2 separate regions of the Homo sapiens genome follow, and region 1 is linked to region 2. A link is an interaction called in ENCODE POLR2A ChIA-PET data of the cell type or tissue named here. Cell type or tissue: PC-9. All regions are shown on one strand. Each heading gives the region's core, and the rest is flanking DNA. Links, peaks and the distances in the headings are about the cores only. Region 1 overlaps UQCR10 (ubiquinol-cytochrome c reductase, complex III subunit X). Region 2 overlaps CABP7-DT (CABP7 divergent transcript).

Region 1 (5,000 bases), core at 1-5,000, 62 kb before region 2:
TCCACCCGCCTCAGCCTCCCAAAGTGCTGGGATTACAGGCGTGAGCCACTGTGCCTGGCCCCTGCTTTATTGTTTACCAGAATGTTGCCCTCAAATAATTGGGAACAATTTAATATAAGTTGCAATCTTCAACCCCCAGAGTCATTCTCTATGTGATGCTGAAATCATTCATAAACATCTGAGACCAGGGATAGTGCCTCACGCCTATTTTCCTAGTGTTTTGGGAGGCCAAGGAGGGAGGATCACTGGAGGCCGGGAGTTTAAGAGCCTTCTGGGTAATGGCAAGACCACGTCTCTGCAAAAAATTAGCTGGGCACAATGGCACACACCTGTACTCCCAGCAACTCAGGAGGCCGAGGCAGGAGGAGCCCAGGAGTTCAAAGCTGCAGTGAGCTATTATGGCGTCTCAAAAACAAAAGTCTTAGAATAGCCTCCGCTTTGGTTCAGGGCTCCTTTTTTTTTTTTTTTTTTTTTCTCAAAAAAAAAAAAAAAAGCACACACACAGAAAAAACAAAAAAACTTCTGAATAAAACTAACTTTAATTTTTTATGCGTTTTTTGTTTGTTTGTTTTTGAGATGGGGTCTCGCTCTGTTGCCCAGGCTGGAGTGCAGTGGCACAATCTCAGCTCACTGCAACCTCTGACTCCCAGGTTAAAGCGATTCTCCTGCCTCAGCCTCCCGAGTAGCTGGGATTACAGGCATGAGCCATCACACCCGGCTAATTTTTGTATTTTTAGTAGAGACAGGGTTTTGCCATGTTGCCCAGGCTGGTCTCGAACTCCTGACCTCAAGTGATTCACCTGCCTTGGCCTCTCAAAGTGTTGGGATTACAGGCGTGAGCCACCACGTCTGACCGCGCCTGGCCTGGTTTAGGTCTTGATTTGACCCCCAGAGCTATACTATCTTCAGCAGGTCATGATTTTTCTAGGCTTCAACTTCGTCTTCACAAAGATACACCTCAGGTAGGAAAAACTGGACAATTTCTAGGGTCTCTCCTACCTCTCCATGGGTTTCCTGACCTGAATCTTCCTCCATCAGAGAAGATTCTGGATAATCCAGCTCTGGCTGAATCACATCAGGCTGTAGGTGAAAGATGGCAGACGGGTGAGTCATTTACCTTACTAGGCCAGGCAGCCACCCCAGCTACAAAACAACTGCTCTATGCCTGCTCAGGGCTTCCCAGTGTTCTCCTCTGGCACTCCCAGCCAGGAGGCACGGTTTCCAGCCAGGCTGCAAGGTCTCTAACAGCCATCAGCTCTAACCAGGAGCCAGGCATCAGCCTCCTAGCTAGGCTCTCTGCTTTTATTCCCACCCACTTCCAATCTAATTGCCCCACAGTTCCCAGAGTGAGGTTTTTATATGACAGAGCTTGTTGCTCCCTTGCTTAAGACATTTTCAGTAGTAGCTACTCATTCTAATTTTGGTAAAATCCAGATTCTTTTTTTTTTTTTTTTTTTTTTTTGAGATGGAGTCTCACTCTATCGCCCAGGCTAGAGTGCAGTGGTGAGACCTCAGCTCACTACAACCTCTGCCTCCCAGGTTCAAACGATTCTCCTGCCTCACCCTCCCAAGTAGCTGGGGTTATAGGTGCACGCCACCACGCCCCCGCTAATTTTTGTATTTTTAGTAGAGACAGGGGTTTCACCATGTTGGCCAGGCTGGTCTTGAACTCCTGACCTCAAGTGATCCACCCACCTCGGCCTCCCAAAGTGCTGGGATTGCAGGCATGAACCACTGTGCCCGGCCCAGATTCTTCACTATGACTTACCAGGTCCTGAATGATCTGGTCTCGTGTATTCTCCACCTTCAACCTCATCTACCTGGCCTGTGAGCTCCTGCAACACAGCAAGTGCTTTCCCCATATGGGCCCTAAAACCTGCTACTTCCCCTGCTTTGCCTCTAACGCCCAACGTAAGTGGCTCATCTTTATCACCTATCGGTCTCAGCTCTTCTGAGGCTTCCCTAGACCAGCTGTCACCCTGGTTAATCCCTCCCTCTCCTTGCACTGCTTCCCAGAGCCTTTGGCTCAGTCTGTAATAATACAGGATGGCTTTTAGTGTCTTCCCCATAGGAGTTTAAGCCCCACATGCTATATTACCATCATATGTCCTGCTAGCACAGTGCCTCACAGTGGCCAGCCAAACACTTGCTGAATGAATGACCAGACGTTTCTCCAACTCCTCCTCTTCACATTCCTACTGCTCCAGCCTTCCAGCAGAATCGTCTGGTTTTCTGAGTCCTTAGCCTCCATGTCTCTCTGCCAACAGTTTCTTCCATGTGCCAGCATCTGTGACTGTGCTAACTGCATTACAGCTCGTCTATTTTTTTTTTTTTTTTTGAGATGGAGTCTTGCTCTGTTGCCCAGGCTGGAGTGCAGTGATGCGATCTCTGCTCATTGCAACCTCCGCCTCCCGGGTTCACGCCGTTCTCCTGCCTCAGCCTCCCGAGTAGCTGGGACTACAGGCGCCCGCCACCACGCCCGGCTAATGTTTTTGTATTTTTAGTAGAAATGGGGTTTCACCGTGTTAGCCAGGATGGTCTCAATCTCCTGACCTCGTGATCCACCCACCTCGGCCTCACAAAGTGCTGGGATTACAGGCGTGAGCCACCACGCCCGGCCTACAGCTCCTCTATTTTTAAAAATTTAATTTAAAAACATTTTTGGCTGGGCATGGTGGCTCACGCCTGTAATCCCAACACTTTGGGAAGCCAAGGCAGGAGGATGTCTTGAGTCCAGGAGTTCGAGACCAGCCTGGGCAACATGGCAAAACCCTACCTCTACAAAAAATACAAAAAAACTAGTGGGGAGTGGTGGCGCACACCTGTAGTCCCAGCTACCTGGGAGGCTGAGGTGGGAGGATTGTTTGCACCCAGGTCGAGGCTGCATTGAGCTGAGATCAGGCCATAGCATTCCATTCTGGATGACAGAGCAAGACAGTCTTGCTGTCTCCCAGGCTGGAGTGTAGTGGCGCAATCTCGGCTCACTGTAACCTCCACTTCCCGAGTTCAAGCAATTCTCCTGCCTCAGCCTCCCGAGTAGCTGGGATTACAAGCATATGCCACCACACTCGGCTAATTTTTGTATTTTTAGTAGAGATGGGGTTTCACCATGTTGGCCAGGCTGGTCTTGAGCTCCTGACCTTAAGTGATCCGCCTGCCTTGGCCTCCCAAAGTGCTGGGATTACAGGTGTGAGACACTATGCCCAGCCAAAAATTTTTAGAGACAGGGTCTCACTCTCCCCCAGGCAGGAGTGCAGTGGCACAATCATAACTCACTGTAACCTTAACTTCTTGGCTCAAGTAATCCTCCCACCTCAGCCTCCCAAGTAGCTGGGATTATAGGCTGGTGCCACCATGCTCAGGTAATTTTAAATTTTTTTGTAGAGGCAGGGTATCTCACTATGTTGCTTAGACTGGTCTTAAACTGTTGGCCTCAAGCAATCCTCCCACCTCAGCCTCCTAAAGTGCTGGGATTACAGGCCTGCAACTCCTTTAATACTCCCAAAAATCCCACACAGTATGTTCTACTACCCCATTTTACAGATAAGGAAACCGGAGTTCAGCAAGTTCAAGTGCCTTGCCCTTGTGTATTAGTCCATTTTCACGCTGCTGATAAAGACATACCCGAGACTGGGTAATTTATAAAAAGAGGTTTAATGCATTCGCATTTCCACATGGCTGAGGAGGCCTCACAATCATGGTGGAAGGCGAAAGGCCCGTCTTACATGGCAGCAGGCAAGAGAATCAGAGCCAAGCAAAAGGGGAAACCCCTTATAAAATCATCAGATCTCGTGAGACTTATTCACTATCACGAGAACAGTGTGGGGGAACCGCTCCCATGATTCAATTATCTCCCACCGAGTCCCTCCCACAACACATGGGCACTATGGGAGCTACAATTCAAAACGAGATTTGGGTGGGGACACAGCCAAACCATATCACCTTGGTTCCCATAGCTAGAATCAGTGGAGTAAGGATTCAAACCCACCAACTAAGCACTTTTATGAACTGAACTCATCAGAGTGGAACTGTGGCAGGAGGCTGTGACCCAGAGAGGTATGACTGCTTACCAAAAGATACTCAGTAATAGGCAGAATACACCAAGCTTGTCCAACCCGTGGCCTGCAGGCTGCACGCAGCCCAGGATGGCTTTGAATGAGGCCCAAACACAAATTCTTCAACTTTATTAAAACATTATGAGATTTTTGCACAAACCATTGTTTTTTGTTTTAGCTCATCAGCTATGGTTACTGTATTTTATGTGTGGCCCAAGACAATTCTTCCAACATGGCCCAGGGAAGCCAAAGGATTGGATACCCCTGAACTATACCCTAGGGTGGGGAGTGGCTAAGACCCCTAGGCCAGGGTCTTTCCCCCAGCTGAGGCCATAGTGCTTCCCCATGGCCAAGACAGTGAGGTATTTAAGAATGGAATTACTGGCTTAGAAGCCAAAGTTGACTGTAATATCTCCAACTCTGGCTCCTGTTTTGAAAACCAGAATTCTTTGGAAGTTAATGGAAAACTCAAAATAGCAGATTCTGCCTTTGGGGTGTTTGCAGAGGGCTTTGAAGTGGTCTCAAATTACTGACAAGTGAAGATCAGGTAGAGTTAACAAAGCAACCAATGTAGAAGCAGGTCTCAAGGGCAATTCACATTTATTTCCTGAGCATGCTGACTAAACATACTTCAAACACAGCAGAAGGTAAAGAGTCTGTTTTGTAAGTAAAGCCGTTTCTTGCCAACAGCGAATGGTGGTCCATGAAGAGTACCTTGAGCATCATCTTCAAGCTGAGGCTCCAGCTCTGGGCAAACAGCTGCTGGGTGGACCTGGTCCTTCTGGCCTGGATGGGGGCCTCCAAGGAACTACTTGTTCTCATACTTGTGCTTGATGTGTTTCCACAGCTTCTGCATTTTAAAGACAAGAGCCACAAACTTTGACCTTTGCCTCTCACATTTTACAACTACTCCCACTGCCCTGGTCTCTAAAATGAGCTTGGGGG
Region 2 (6,492 bases), core at 660-5,659:
AGTGCCCCATCTGTGCCGAGTCTAAGTGATGAAAAATCGACAGCAGTTTAATTGGTGATTTTAGTCCTGGACAGAGCAGTAACAGCGTTACTAATTGGATCGTTAGAGATTTGTGCTTTATGGCTGTGTAATTAGAGGAGCTGCAGGGGTCCGGGTGAGCTAGGGGGCTATGTGGGGCCAGGGGCAGGGAAGAGGGGCGGGGCCCCTTCCCGAGCTACAGCTGGGTCATTGCTAAGACCTCCTGCTCTCCTGCTACTCCTGGGGCAGCTGGGTGAGGGAGGCTTGGCCAGGGGTCTACACACCACTCCTCCTAGACTCAGGGTCCCATCAGGTCAGGAGGAAGAGGGCTATGAGAGCATTTCACACAGGGACAATGATGGTCACTCCCCAGGTCCTCACAGGCCAGGGTGGAGGGGCTCCCCCAGCCTAGTCCTTCCCTGTGTCCTCACACACCTGTCCCCTGGGCTTTCTGGGGCTCACAGGGCTCTGTGCAGCCTGGCCCATGGCCACAGCCTCACCAGTGCCCAAGCCCACACAGGCAGAACCATAGCCCTGTCCCCTGGCACTGGTGGCCCCCAGGGCACTGGGTGACCACAGTGTGTCTTCATTTTAGAATAGGACAGGCTCTTAGGTCCTGTCCTCCAATCATTTCTCAGACGAGGAAACTGAGGCCCAGGAGGGAAGGGGACATCCTGTGTGCTCCACGCTGGTCCTAGATGTGTGTGTGACAGCCCCGTACACCAGTACACGGGTGTTCATTCTACACCCACAGGAGGCAGCACCTGGGCTGACCATCTAGAGTGTGGAGAGCGGCTGAGGTGGCCTGGCCTCCACCCCAGGCTGCAGGGTGGACATTGGAGGTGCCTTCCTAGGGGGTGGGGAGGGCGGAGCATCCCTTGGATTGAGTTCATAAAAGGCTAGACCTGTTCCTGCACTCGGCAAATACCTGCTGGATGAAGGAGTGAGAGGAAGCAAAAAAAGGGGCGGAAGGGAGAGGAGGAGGACAGACAGATGGCAGAGGGCCTCTGTCACATGCTCGGCCCCTGGTCCTCTAGGACCCTCCCACTGACCCTCCAACATCTCCCTTTGGGCCCTTAAGCTACCACCAATCACTCCCCCAAACAGCACGGTCCCTTCCCAGTCCTCCAGTGGCTCCCACCCTATTCCAAGGAAGAGCTGAAGTCAGCAAAGTTGCCCCAGGACCCACAGTGTCTCCCTCCTCCCCTCTCTACTCTCATTTCCTCCCCCAGCTCACCTGCTCTGCTGGCCTCGCCTGGCAGGCGCACTCCCACCCCAGGGCCCTTGCACTTGCTGTGTGCTCTGCCAGGAATGCTCTCCTCCCAAATACAATCACTTTTTCAGGTCCTTCCTTCCTTCCTTCCTTCTTTCCCTTCTCTTTCTTTCTTTCTTTCTTTCTTTTCTTTCTTCTTGCTTTCTTGCTTTCTTTCTCTTTCTCTCTCTCTCTTTCTTTCTTCTTCTCTTTTTTCTTTTTTTCTCTTTTTTTAGAGACAGGGTCTCACTCTGTCACCCAGGCTGGGTGCAGTGACACAATCATAGCTCACTGCAGTCTCCACCTCCTGGGCCTCAGCCTACCGAGTAGCTGGGACTACAGGCATGTGCCACCACACCCGGCTAATTTTAAAAAATTTTTTTGTAGAGACAGAGTCTCGCTATGTTGCTCAGACTGGTCTCCAACTTCTGGCTCAAGCGATCCTCCTGCCTTGACCTCGCTAAGTGCTGGGATTACCGAATGGGAGCCACCATGCCCAGTCTTTACTCAAAATTCACCTTCTCCCTGGGTCTTCTCTGGAGACCCTAGCTTTAAAAATAAACAAGTAAAAGACAAACCTTGCCCTTCTCCTAGTGACACCGCAGACTCCTTCCTTGCCTGGGGCTGGGTTTTGCTCGCTGCTGCGTCCCTGGTTTTGGGGTACACAGAGGATGCTCGTACTTAGTTGTGGGATGGATGAAGAGCTAGGGACTGCCTGCAGGAGCGGCCCTGGTAGGCAGGGCCAGGTGGGGGGCAGGTTTGTGGGTTTGGGGACAGGAGTGGTGGCTGAGACGCCCCTGGCTGTGAACCTTTTTCTTCCGGCTGCCCCAGCTCCCACCTGTCCCCCACCCATCCCCCCGGCAGCAGCTCAGTCAGGAGGCAGCACCCCAGCGACCTACATCAGCACGTTGCATGGCGAAGTGGAGGGGCTGGGGAGATAAAAATCTCTGTCCTCCTGCCAAATGCCACAGAGCCGCACCACCTCAGACCTTCCTGGCTGTCAGTCTGACCTCCACTCCCCTTCAGCCAGGTCACCCTGTGGCCTCCAGCTGCCTCCTTCAGGCTCCTGCCATCTGGGGGATGGGGGTGAGGTTGGGGCCCCAAGAAGACCCCTGTTCCCAGGCAGGTGTCCATGCCTGACATCCCACAGAGGGGGTTGCACCCGAGCCCAGAAATACCCTGCCCAGCTGCCCGGCCCAGCCTCCTCGGCATGGCTAAGTGATGTATGGCCCGCTCGCCCTGCCAGGAAGCAACAGCAGATGGACGGGCAGTGCCTGGGCGGGCTCAGAGCCAGGAGCCTTGAGCAGGGGGTGGGGAGAGGCCTGGCTCTGGAGACAGCCATTCCCGGAATGCCACCTCCCTGACCGAGGGCAGGACAGCAAGTGCGGGATGTTTTGGGCATGGCTCCCATGCTCTGGCCCTTGGCGTAGGGAGTGCAGGGAGCTGGAGGTGGGGGGTTCTTGCCCTGCGTAGTATCTCTCCAGGCCTCAGTTTCCTCATCTGTAAAATGGCGTTGAAGCCCCATTGGGAGGCAGTGGGGGGTACGAACTGAGAGAATGCACTTGAAGCAGAGCCCTGAACCCAGCGCTGCAGGCCTGTCCCTAAATCCCCGCTTCCTCCTCCTGAATCTCCCCACCAGAGCCCTGGCCTCACCTTCCTTTCCCGGTCTTTGGGAGAATCCCACAGCCAGACGTGGAAAGGACCTTGGAAAGTCAGTTTAGCCTCCCTCCGATTTTCCAGATGGGAAAACTGAGGCCTTGAGAGAGGAAGGACCTATCCAAGGTCAGGCGGGAGGGCTGGAGAGGCCCCTCGTGGTAGCTGCTGCAGGAAGCCCCCTCCCCACCATGGGGACATGGTAGCGTGTGGCGGCTGCTTCGGCCACCCAGCAGGTGGGGAAGGACAGGCAGGACAGCGCTGGGCACAGGGAAGAGGGCTGGGGGTGCTGGTGCAGCTGCTGCGGCCAAGTCAGGATGCGCCAGACGCTTCCGTGGGCTCTGTCTGCGTCCAAGGAGACCAGGACACTGGGCGGACGGACGGTGTGTCCTTGCCAGCTGGGCCCGGAGGAAGGATGAGGGAGCAGAGAGAGGGGTCATTCTGGGAACCAGGGCTGCCAGCGGGGCCAGGTGACATCTCCTGCCATCTGCTCACCTGCCCTGCTCCCCAGAGGAACAGGGACCCCATGTGGGCTCTCAGTGTCTGTGGGCATGTGACACTGATGTGCACGAACAGGTCTGGGTGGATGTGGGCTGTTGGTGCAGATGTGTGCATCTGTGGCTGGGTGTCTGGGTGCCAGGGTGGATGTGCACACACAGGGGTCTGACACTCTGAGGACCCGGGGCCAGGGCAGATGCAGGTGGAAACATACATGTGGCAAGTGTGCACACATCACAGGCATCTAATGTGCGGTGTACATGCACGTGTTACAGGTGCTCACTCCACATCCATTAGGCCCTGTGCAAGCTCAGCCTCAGTCAAAAGGAACAGGGGCTGGCCAGGCGTAGTGGCTCACGCCTGTAATCCCAGCACTTTGGGAGGCCGAGGCAGGCAGATCACCTGAGGTCGGGAGTTTGAGACCAGCCTGACCAACATGGAGAAATCCCGTCTACTAAAAATACAAAAATTAGCCGGGCGTGGTGGCACATGCCTGTAATCCCAGCTACTCAGGAGACTGAGGCAGGAGAATCGCTTGAACCTGGGAGGCGGAGGTTTCGGTGAGCCAAGATCGAGCCATTGCACTCCAGCCTGGGCAACAAGAGCGAAACTCTGTCTCAAAGCAAAAAAAAAAAGAACAGGGGCAGCTTCCCATTGCCAGATGGGGAAACTGAGGGCAGCAGCCTGCCCAAGGCAGCCAGGTTCCTGCCCGGTCAATTCAGGAGAATGATGCCTGCCCTGGCCTCCTGACAAGGTGGGGCTCAGACAAAAACATGTCCCACCCTGGTAGGGGGCAGGATTGACCCTGAAGACAGGCTCTGCAGCTGGTTATGGGCTGGGAAAATATCCTGAGGCGTGGGTCATGCTTTGTTCTTGTTCTGAGCAGGGGCAGGACATGGGCTGTGGAATGGCAGGGATGGCAGGGTCTCTGCTCAGGCCCAGTGGCCAGGAGCTTTGCAGAGGGGTGTCCTACCTGGAGGGTCGCCTCTCCAAGCCTCAGTTTCCCCACCTGTAGAATGGAGCCCCTACTTCTCCCGGGCTCCTGCTGGGAAGTGCTGATGGGATCCCAGACACCAAAGCCATGCCGTGAAGCAGAAGTCTGGGGACCAAGGTCATCTCAGGAGCAAGGCGATGGTCCTGACCACAACAGGCCATACCCCGCACAGGCTCCCCTGCCCACCTGCCAGCCTGGGAGGGGAGATGAGCTAGAGGGGATCCAAGGTGGGGAGGCAGGCCTTCTGGTTCAGTTAGTGAAGGGATTTGTCATTTTAATGATGTGATATTTCTTGCCTGGCTCCTGTCCATGGCGGCGCGAAGGGGACAGCTGCCTCCCTGAATGAGGAGTTGCTGGTGCTGGTGGGGGTGTCCTCAGGCTGCTGAGCCTCTACAGGCAGAGGGGGAGGGCGCCTGGACATGGAGGTCCAACGGGCCGAGAGCTCTCACCGAGCATTGCCTCCTGCCCAGCTCTGTTTCTCTGCCCCGCATGACCTTTTGGGTGAATCCTTCCCCAACTCCGAGCCTCAGTTTCTCATCTTTAAAATGGGGCAAATGCGACCACCCCTGGCTTCTGGTACTGACCGCCGTTGGTTCCAGGATTTCACATCCCTGCTCTTCGCTGGCTCTTCCAGTATCCCCTGCACCAGGGCTGATCTGCTTCTGCATTTTTCTTTTCATTTCTTTCTTTCTTTTTTTTCTACTTTTGAGACAGTCTTGCTCTGTCGCCCAGGCTGGAGTGCAATAGCACAATCTTGGCTCACTGCAACCTCTGCCTCCCGGATTCAAGCGAGTCTCCTGTCTCAGCCTCCCAAGTAGCTGGGATTACAGGCGCGTGCTACCACACCCGGCTAATTTTTGTTTTGTTGAAATGGAGTCTCGCTCTTTTGCCCAGGCTGGAGTGCAATGGCGCAATCTCAGCTCACTGCAACCTCCGCCTCCCGGGTTCAAGCGATTCTCCTACCTCAGCCTCCTGAGTAGCTGGGACTACAGGCACATGCCACCATGCCCAACTAATTTTTGTATTTTTAGTAGATGGGGTTTCACTGTGTTGGTCAGGCTGGTCTCGAGCTCCTGCCTACCCTGGCTTCCCAAAGTGTTGGGATTACAGGCGTGAGCCACCATGCCTGGCCGTTTTTGTATTTTTCATAGAAATGAAGGTTTCACCATGTTCGAGCCAGGATGGTCTCGAACTCCTGACTTCAAGTCATCTGCTCGCCTTGGCCTCCCAAATTGTTGGGATTACAGGCATGAGCCACTGTGCCCTGCCTTCTTTTCTTTTTTTGACACAGGGTCTTGCTCTGTCACCCAGCCTGGAGTGTAGTGGGGTGATCATGGCTCACTGCAGACTCAAACTCCTGGGCTCAAGCGATCCTCCTGTCTCAGCCTCCCAAAGTGCTGGGATTACAGGTGCACAGCACCACGCCTTGCCTGCTCCTGAATTTCAGCAGACCTTCAGCATGCCTCCTTCCCTGGCAGCAGCAGGGTCTTTTGGAAATGCCAACCTGGCCCAGCACCCTCCTGCCCTGGGGTGAGCCCAAACTGGCCTTGCTTCACCTCTCAGCCTGCCCTGGCCCTTGCCCCCGTCCCAACCCCACCATCCTGAACTTGTCACTATTGTGTAGACATGCCTTGCCCTTTCTCACATGGAGGCCTTTTTAGAAGCTGCTCGCTTTGTCCTGTGAAGACTCCTTGCCCTGGTCCCTCGAGTCAGCTCAGAGGCTTCCTCTGGCTTGCACAGTCACCCTCTGCTTGCCCTGTGACCATATTTGTCACATGGAGGGTGATGGCTGGTTTCCTAGTCTGTTTTGCTCACTGCTTCATTCTAGCACATAGTAGGCCCTGGTGAATACGTGTTTGTTGAATGACTGAATGAGCATCCGCAGACCTACCCTGCTGACCCTGGTGTGCAGTATCCAGAGTGCAGGAGGCAGCCTCGGCGAGGGTGGCCCAGTGAGTGGCCCATCCATCAGCCTGGCACTGCGCCTGACCAGATGGAGCCGAGCTCCTGGGGAGGGGGAGAGGAGGAAAAGATCCATCACCCAACGGTCGGTCGGCGGGTGTGTGTGCGTGTCGCA

The links. Peaks named below come from ENCODE experiments on the same cell type or tissue, not always from the same donor. Only the 100,000 strongest peaks of a DNase experiment are listed, where the experiment ranks them.
Region 1: POLR2A ChIA-PET joins it to region 2 with 7 read pairs; 8 of 35 experiments call an interaction of 5 or more read pairs at or near these places.

Annotation. Positions count from the first base shown.
Region 1 is chr22:29,769,583-29,774,582 of GRCh38, reverse strand. It overlaps UQCR10 (ubiquinol-cytochrome c reductase, complex III subunit X), which reads right to left. Exons shown (of 2, transcript NM_013387.4): 2 at 4,170-4,905. The coding sequence ends at 4,864. Among named protein-coding and RNA genes, the nearest start is that of UQCR10, 4.7 kb to the right of the region's middle. In PC-9, for the core only: a CTCF peak has its summit at 2,094; DNase peaks (open chromatin) are centred at 1,102 and 2,112; H3K27ac peaks cover 2,213 bases.
Region 2 is chr22:29,707,161-29,713,652 of GRCh38, reverse strand. The region is part of intron 1 of CABP7-DT (CABP7 divergent transcript); the gene reads left to right. Among named protein-coding and RNA genes, the nearest start is that of CABP7-DT, 9.5 kb to the left of the region's middle. In PC-9, for the core only: no CTCF peak of the experiment used is centred there; no DNase peak of the experiment used is centred there.